2 separate regions of the Mus musculus genome follow, and region 1 is linked to region 2. The links are chromatin loops, found by intact Hi-C in ENCODE. Cell type or tissue: left cerebral cortex. All regions are shown on one strand. Links, peaks and the distances in the headings refer to the core of each region. The heading gives the core; the rest is flanking DNA. Region 1 overlaps Dhx8 (DEAH (Asp-Glu-Ala-His) box polypeptide 8). Region 2 has its middle 2.3 kb from the start of Sost.

What was found. Peaks named below come from ENCODE experiments on the same cell type or tissue, not always from the same donor. Only the 100,000 strongest peaks of a DNase experiment are listed, where the experiment ranks them.
Region 1: a loop joins it to region 2, with 2.7 times the contacts of the local background. A loop is called at or near these places in 1 of 42 quality-filtered maps.

The regions. Positions count from the first base shown.
Region 1 is chr11:101,762,473-101,765,384 of GRCm38, reverse strand. It overlaps Dhx8 (DEAH (Asp-Glu-Ala-His) box polypeptide 8), which reads right to left. Exons shown (of 23, transcript NM_144831.2): 20 at 1,360-1,488; 21 at 1,044-1,240; 22 at 428-607. Among named protein-coding and RNA genes, the nearest start is that of Etv4, 21 kb to the left of the region's middle. In left cerebral cortex, for the core only: a CTCF peak has its summit at 1,493; a DNase peak (open chromatin) is centred at 1,482.
Region 2 is chr11:101,967,814-101,970,725 of GRCm38, reverse strand. No RefSeq gene overlaps it. Among named protein-coding and RNA genes, the nearest start is that of Sost, 2.3 kb to the right of the region's middle. In left cerebral cortex, for the core only: a CTCF peak has its summit at 1,700 (motif pointing right); a DNase peak (open chromatin) is centred at 1,707.

The DNA.
Region 1 (2,912 bases), core at 329-2,828, 210 kb after region 2:
TGCATTTGTGATCTCAGTGCTGAGGAGGCAGAGACAGAGGACGCCTGGGGCTCATCAGCCAATCTAGTCTAATTGTGTGCTCCAGGCGGTAAGATGATCTTAAAAGGAGAATGCCTCCTGAGGCTGTCCTCTGCCCTCCACACACATGCACAAATGTACACCTGTATACACACAAATACATACTAAAGAAAAATGGGGAGCTTGTTAGTGTACCTAATTTGGGCTTCTGCTACTCTAGAAATACAAAGTCAAAAGGAGAAGTGGGGGTGCTGGAGACTCAGAGGCAGGAGTGCTTATGAGCTCTCTCTCTCTCTCTCTCTCTCTCTCTCTCTCCCTCCCTCCCTCCCTCCCTCCCTCCCTCCCTCCCTCCCTCCCTCCCCCTCTGTGTGTGTGTGTGTGTGTGTGTGTGTGTGTGTGTGTGACCTACCATTCGGGCTGTCTGTTGAAGAGAGCACTGGAGGGGTGGATATACACCACCTGCTGGTCTATCAGAGTCCGGTAGCCTTCCTGTGGGTCCTTCTTGGCAGCGTTCCGGAAGAACCCACTGCAGATGGCCTTCTGCACTCGGACTGTGGATTTGCCACAGGAGACCACGTCCAGCTTGTGCCTATCAGGATAGTAAGAGCAAAGACGCCATGAGCCTGCTCTGTAAGCTGGGTGCCAGCTGCTCAACGTTCCACCTTAGGGTGCTCACAGTTAGTCACCAGGACCTTCCTCAGAGCTCAGAGGAGTACTGGACATGACAGGCAGTATGAAGGAACTAGAAACCAGACGCTGGCTCAGGCAAGAACCCAACCCCAGACCAATGATCCAGAGGCTTGTAAGCAAAGCATTTTTCTTGGCTAATTCAATTATCTTCCTCTTAGGAAGTTTCTGAAGTGCTGCTTAGCCACACTCCTGCCTGGGGAGGAGACAGCCTACACCAAATGAGATGGACACTCTCTGTACACAGGTGCCTAGAACTGTGCAAATACATTCGGAGTGACAGAAGACCCAGGAGACATGACCACCCAAACACTAATATCACCACACTCCTGACTGACCTGTCCATTATGCCTAACATCTGCTTCCGAATGTCCTGGGCACGGCGTAGGGAACGAGCCTGAATAAAATTCTCATAGCACCACGGGTTGGAGAATTTGTTGTTCTTCCAGGAGTTGTATACGGCCAGCAGGGTGAGGTGGTCCCCTTCTGTCTGGTGGAATTTGGCTTTCTTCTGATCTGCAAGGGCCTGTTTATCCTGCCAGGCAGTGGGACAGAGAGTCATTCCTTCCCTGTAGGCCTTGTCCCCGACAAACATCACAGAACAGGCTGATGTCACTGCACCAGTGCATCAGAACATGGGGTTGAGCACCTTACCTTGGGTCGGTAGAAGACGTTCTGCACAGACAGCATGGACACGATAGTTAGCATCTCTTCGCTGCAGCCCAGATGCACAGACATGATGAGCATTTTGCACAGCATTGGCTCCAGAGGGAACTCTGCCATCTACAGGAATAAGAAGAAATTACAACTGTTTCCCTACAGACCATGCGCATGGACTTGACTAGGAAGTAGAAAATAGATGAGGAAATGTCCCCATGATGATTTGGGGCACCTGTCTCTACCACATATTTCCTTTGTTAAATAAGCCCTTCGTGCCTAAGAACATATCTACTGTTGATGTGAATGTTGCAAATACCTTTAATTTGTTTTTGAGTCTATATAGGTAGCTAGTTCCAGGCCAATCCCAGCTACACACAGAATAACTTGTTTTAAAATAATAATAATAATAATTATAATCATAAATAGAATGAAGATTAGATTCAGTAATATATCTGGAGTAAAATTAACTGCAAATAGTCTTTACTATTAAAAAGAAATATTTTAAAGTGATAATATAAAATTGAAGTTAAAAAAGCAAAACCTTAAACAGGTAAGACAGGTAAAAGTGTCTGCCACATAAGCTGGTGACCTGAGTTCAATCTGAAGAACGCATGAAAAGGAGGAAAGAGAGAACCAACGCCACAGACTTGGCACCTGACCACACCCAGCACTCACACACTAATAATAACAATAACAATAATCGGGGAACAACAACAACAACAACAACAACAATAATTGGCTAGAGAGATGGCTCAGTGGTTAAGAGCCTGGGCTGCATTTCCTGAAGACCTGGCTTCAATTCCCAGCACCTATGTGACAGCTCACAACTGTCTGTAACTCCTGTTGCAGGGGATCCAACCCCCTCACACTTGTAGTCAAAACACCAATGAAAATTAAAAAATAATAAATTAAATTTGAAAAAAAAAAAAAAGACACTTTAAAAAATAAATTTAAATACCCAGGAGTGGTGGCAGATGCCTTTAATCCCAGTACGGGGAGGCAGAGGTAGGCAGATCTCTATGAGTTCAAGGCCAGACTGGTCTACAAAATGATTTCCAGGACAGCAAGGGCTATACAGAGAAAAAACAAAACAAAAATACTAAACAATAAACAAACAAACCTTGAGTAGAAATAAACTCTACCTATTCCTTGAAAGAAAATGAAAAGAGGGCTGGAGAGATGGCTCAGAGGTTAAGAGCACTGACTGCTCTTCAGAGGTCCTGAGTTCAATTCCCAGCAACCACATGGTGGCTCACAACCATCTGTAATGAGATGCAATGCCCTTTTCTGATGTGTCCGAAGACAGCTACAATGCACTCATATACATAAAATAAATAAACAAATAAATCTTTAAGGAAAAAAAGAAAAAAGAAACTGAAAAGAATCCCGAGCCTGGTGAGGTGGTGCCAGGCCAGGTGAGGTGGTGCCAGGCCTGGTGAGGTGGTGCCTGCCGGCAATCTCAGCACTTGGTAGACAGAGGCCAGAGATCAGGAGTTCATCCTCGGCTACATAAACAGTTTCAGGCCAGCCTGGGCTCACACTCTCCA
Region 2 (2,912 bases), core at 141-2,640:
AAAAACCTCCTAAAACCTAGCCCTTGGAGGTACGACTCTGGAAAGCTGGCATACTGTGTAAGTCCATCTCATGGTGTTCTGGCTAACGTAAGACTTACAGAGACAGAAAAGAACTCAGGGTGTGCTGGGGGTTGGGATGGAGGAAGAGGGATGAGTAGGGGGAGCACGGGGAACTTGGGCAGTGAAAATTCTTTGCAGGACACTAGAGGAGGATAAATACCAGTCATTGCACCCACTACTGGACAACTCCAGGGAATTATGCTGGGTGAAAAGAGAAGGCCCCAGGTATTGGCTGCATTGGCTGCATTTGCGTAACATTTTTTTAAATTGAAAAGAAAAAGATGTAAATCAAGGTTAGATGAGTGGTTGCTGTGAGCTGAGAGCTGGGGTGAGTGAGACATGTGGACAACTCCATCAAAAAGCGACAGAAAGAACGGGCTGTGGTGACAGCTACCTCTAATCTCCACCTCCGGGAGGTGATCAAGGTTAGCCCTCAGCTAGCCTGTGGTGCATGAGACCCTGTTTCAAAAACTTTAATAAAGAAATAATGAAAAAAGACATCAGGGCAGATCCTTGGGGCCAAAGGCGGACAGGCGAGTCTCGTGGTAAGGTCGTGTAGAAGCGGATGCATGAGCACGTGCCGCAGGCATCATGAGAGAGCCCTAGGTAAGTAAGGATGGATGTGAGTGTGTCGGCGTCGGCGCACTGCACGTCCTGGCTGTGGTGCTGGACTGGCATCTTTGGTGAGCTGTGGAGGGGAAATGGGTAGGGAGATCATAAAATCCCTCCGAATTATTTCAAGAACTGTCTATTACAATTATCTCAAAATATTAAAAAAAAAGAAGAATTAAAAAACAAAAAACCTATCCAGGTGTGGTGGTGTGCACCTATAGCCACGGGCACTTGGAAAGCTGGAGCAAGAGGATGGCGAGTTTGAAGGTATCTGGGGCTGTACAGCAAGACCGTCGTCCCCAAACCAAACCAAACAGCAAACCCATTATGTCACACAAGAGTGTTTATAGTGAGCGGCCTCGCTGAGAGCATGGGGTGGGGGTGGGGGTGGGGGACAGAAATATCTAAACTGCAGTCAATAGGGATCCACTGAGACCCTGGGGCTTGACTGCAGCTTAACCTTGGGAAATGATAAGGGTTTTGTGTTGAGTAAAAGCATCGATTACTGACTTAACCTCAAATGAAGAAAAAGAAAAAAAGAAAACAACAAAAGCCAAACCAAGGGGCTGGTGAGATGGCTCAGTGGGTAAGAGCACCCGACTGCTCTTCCGAAGGTCCAGAGTTCAAATCCCAGCAACCACATGGTGGCTCACAACCATCTGTAACGAGATATGATGCCCTCTTCTGGTGTGTCTGAAGACAGCTACAGTGTACTTACATATAATAAATAAATCTTAAAAAAAAAAAAAAAAAAAAAAGCCAAACCGAGCAAACCAGGCCCCCAAACAGAAGGCAGGCACGACGGCAGGCACCACGAGCCATCCTGTGAAAAGGCAGGGCTACCCATGGGCCGAGGAGGGTCCAGAGAGATAGGCTGGTAAGCTCAGTTTCTCTGTATACCCTTTTTCTTGTTGACACTACTTCAATTACAGATAAAATAACAAATAAACAAAATCTAGAGCCTGGCCACTCTCTGCTCGCTTGATTTTTCCTGTTACGTCCAGCAGGTGGCGGAAGTGTTCCAAGGACAGATCGCATCATTAAGGTGGCCAGCATAATCTCCCATCAGCAGGTGGTGCTGTGAGAACCATTATGGTGCTCACAGAATCCCGGGCCCAGGAGCTGCCCTCTCCCAAGTCTGGAGCAATAGGAAAGCTTTCTGGCCCAGACAGGGTTAACAGTCCACATTCCAGAGCAGGGGAAAAGGAGACTGGAGGTCACAGACAAAAGGGCCAGCTTCTAACAACTTCACAGCTCTGGTAGGAGAGATAGATCACCCCCAACAATGGCCACAGCTGGTTTTGTCTGCCCCGAAGGAAACTGACTTAGGAAGCAGGTATCAGAGTCCCCTTCCTGAGGGGACTTCTGTCTGCCTTGTAAAGCTGTCAGAGCAGCTGCATTGATGTGTGGGTGACAGAAGATGAAAAGGAGGACCCAGGCAGATCGCCACAGATGGACCGGCCACTTACAAGTCGAGGCAGGTGGCAGAGCCTTGCAGAAGCTCTGCAGGTGGACGACACTGATTCATTACCCAGTTAGCATACCACAGCGGGCTAGGCGGACCACAGCCTCCTTCCCAGTCTTCCTCCAGGGCTGGGGAGTCCTCCAACCTTCTGTCTCAGTGCAGCTTCCGCCAGCCCCTCCTCCTTTTGCACCTCAGGTGTGAACCCTCCCTCCTCTCCTTCTCCCTGTGGCATGGCCCTCCTGCTACTGCAGGCTGAGCATTGGATTTCTTTGTGCTTAGATAGACCTGAGATGGCTTTCTGATTTATATATATATATCCATCCCTTGGATCTTACATCTAGGACCCAGAGCTGTTTGTGATACCATAAGAGGCTGGGGAGATGATATGGTAAGAGTGCTTGCTGTACAAGCATGAAGACATGAGTTCGAATCCCCAGCAACCATGTGGAAAAATAACCTTCTAACCTCAGAGTTGAGGGGAAAGGCAGGTGGATTCTGGGGGCTTACTGGCCAGCTAGCCAGCCTAACCTAAATGTCTCAGTCAGAGATCCTGTCTCAGGGAATAACTTGGGAGAATGACTGAGAAAGACACCTCCTCAGGTCTCCCATGCACCCACACAGACACACGGGGGGGGGGGTAATGTAATAAGCTAAGAAATAATGAGGGAAATGATTTTTTGCTAAGAAATGAAATTCTGTGTTGGCCGCAAGAAGCCTGGCCAGGGAAGGAACTGCCTTTGGCACACCAGCCTATAAGTCACCATGAGTTCCCTGG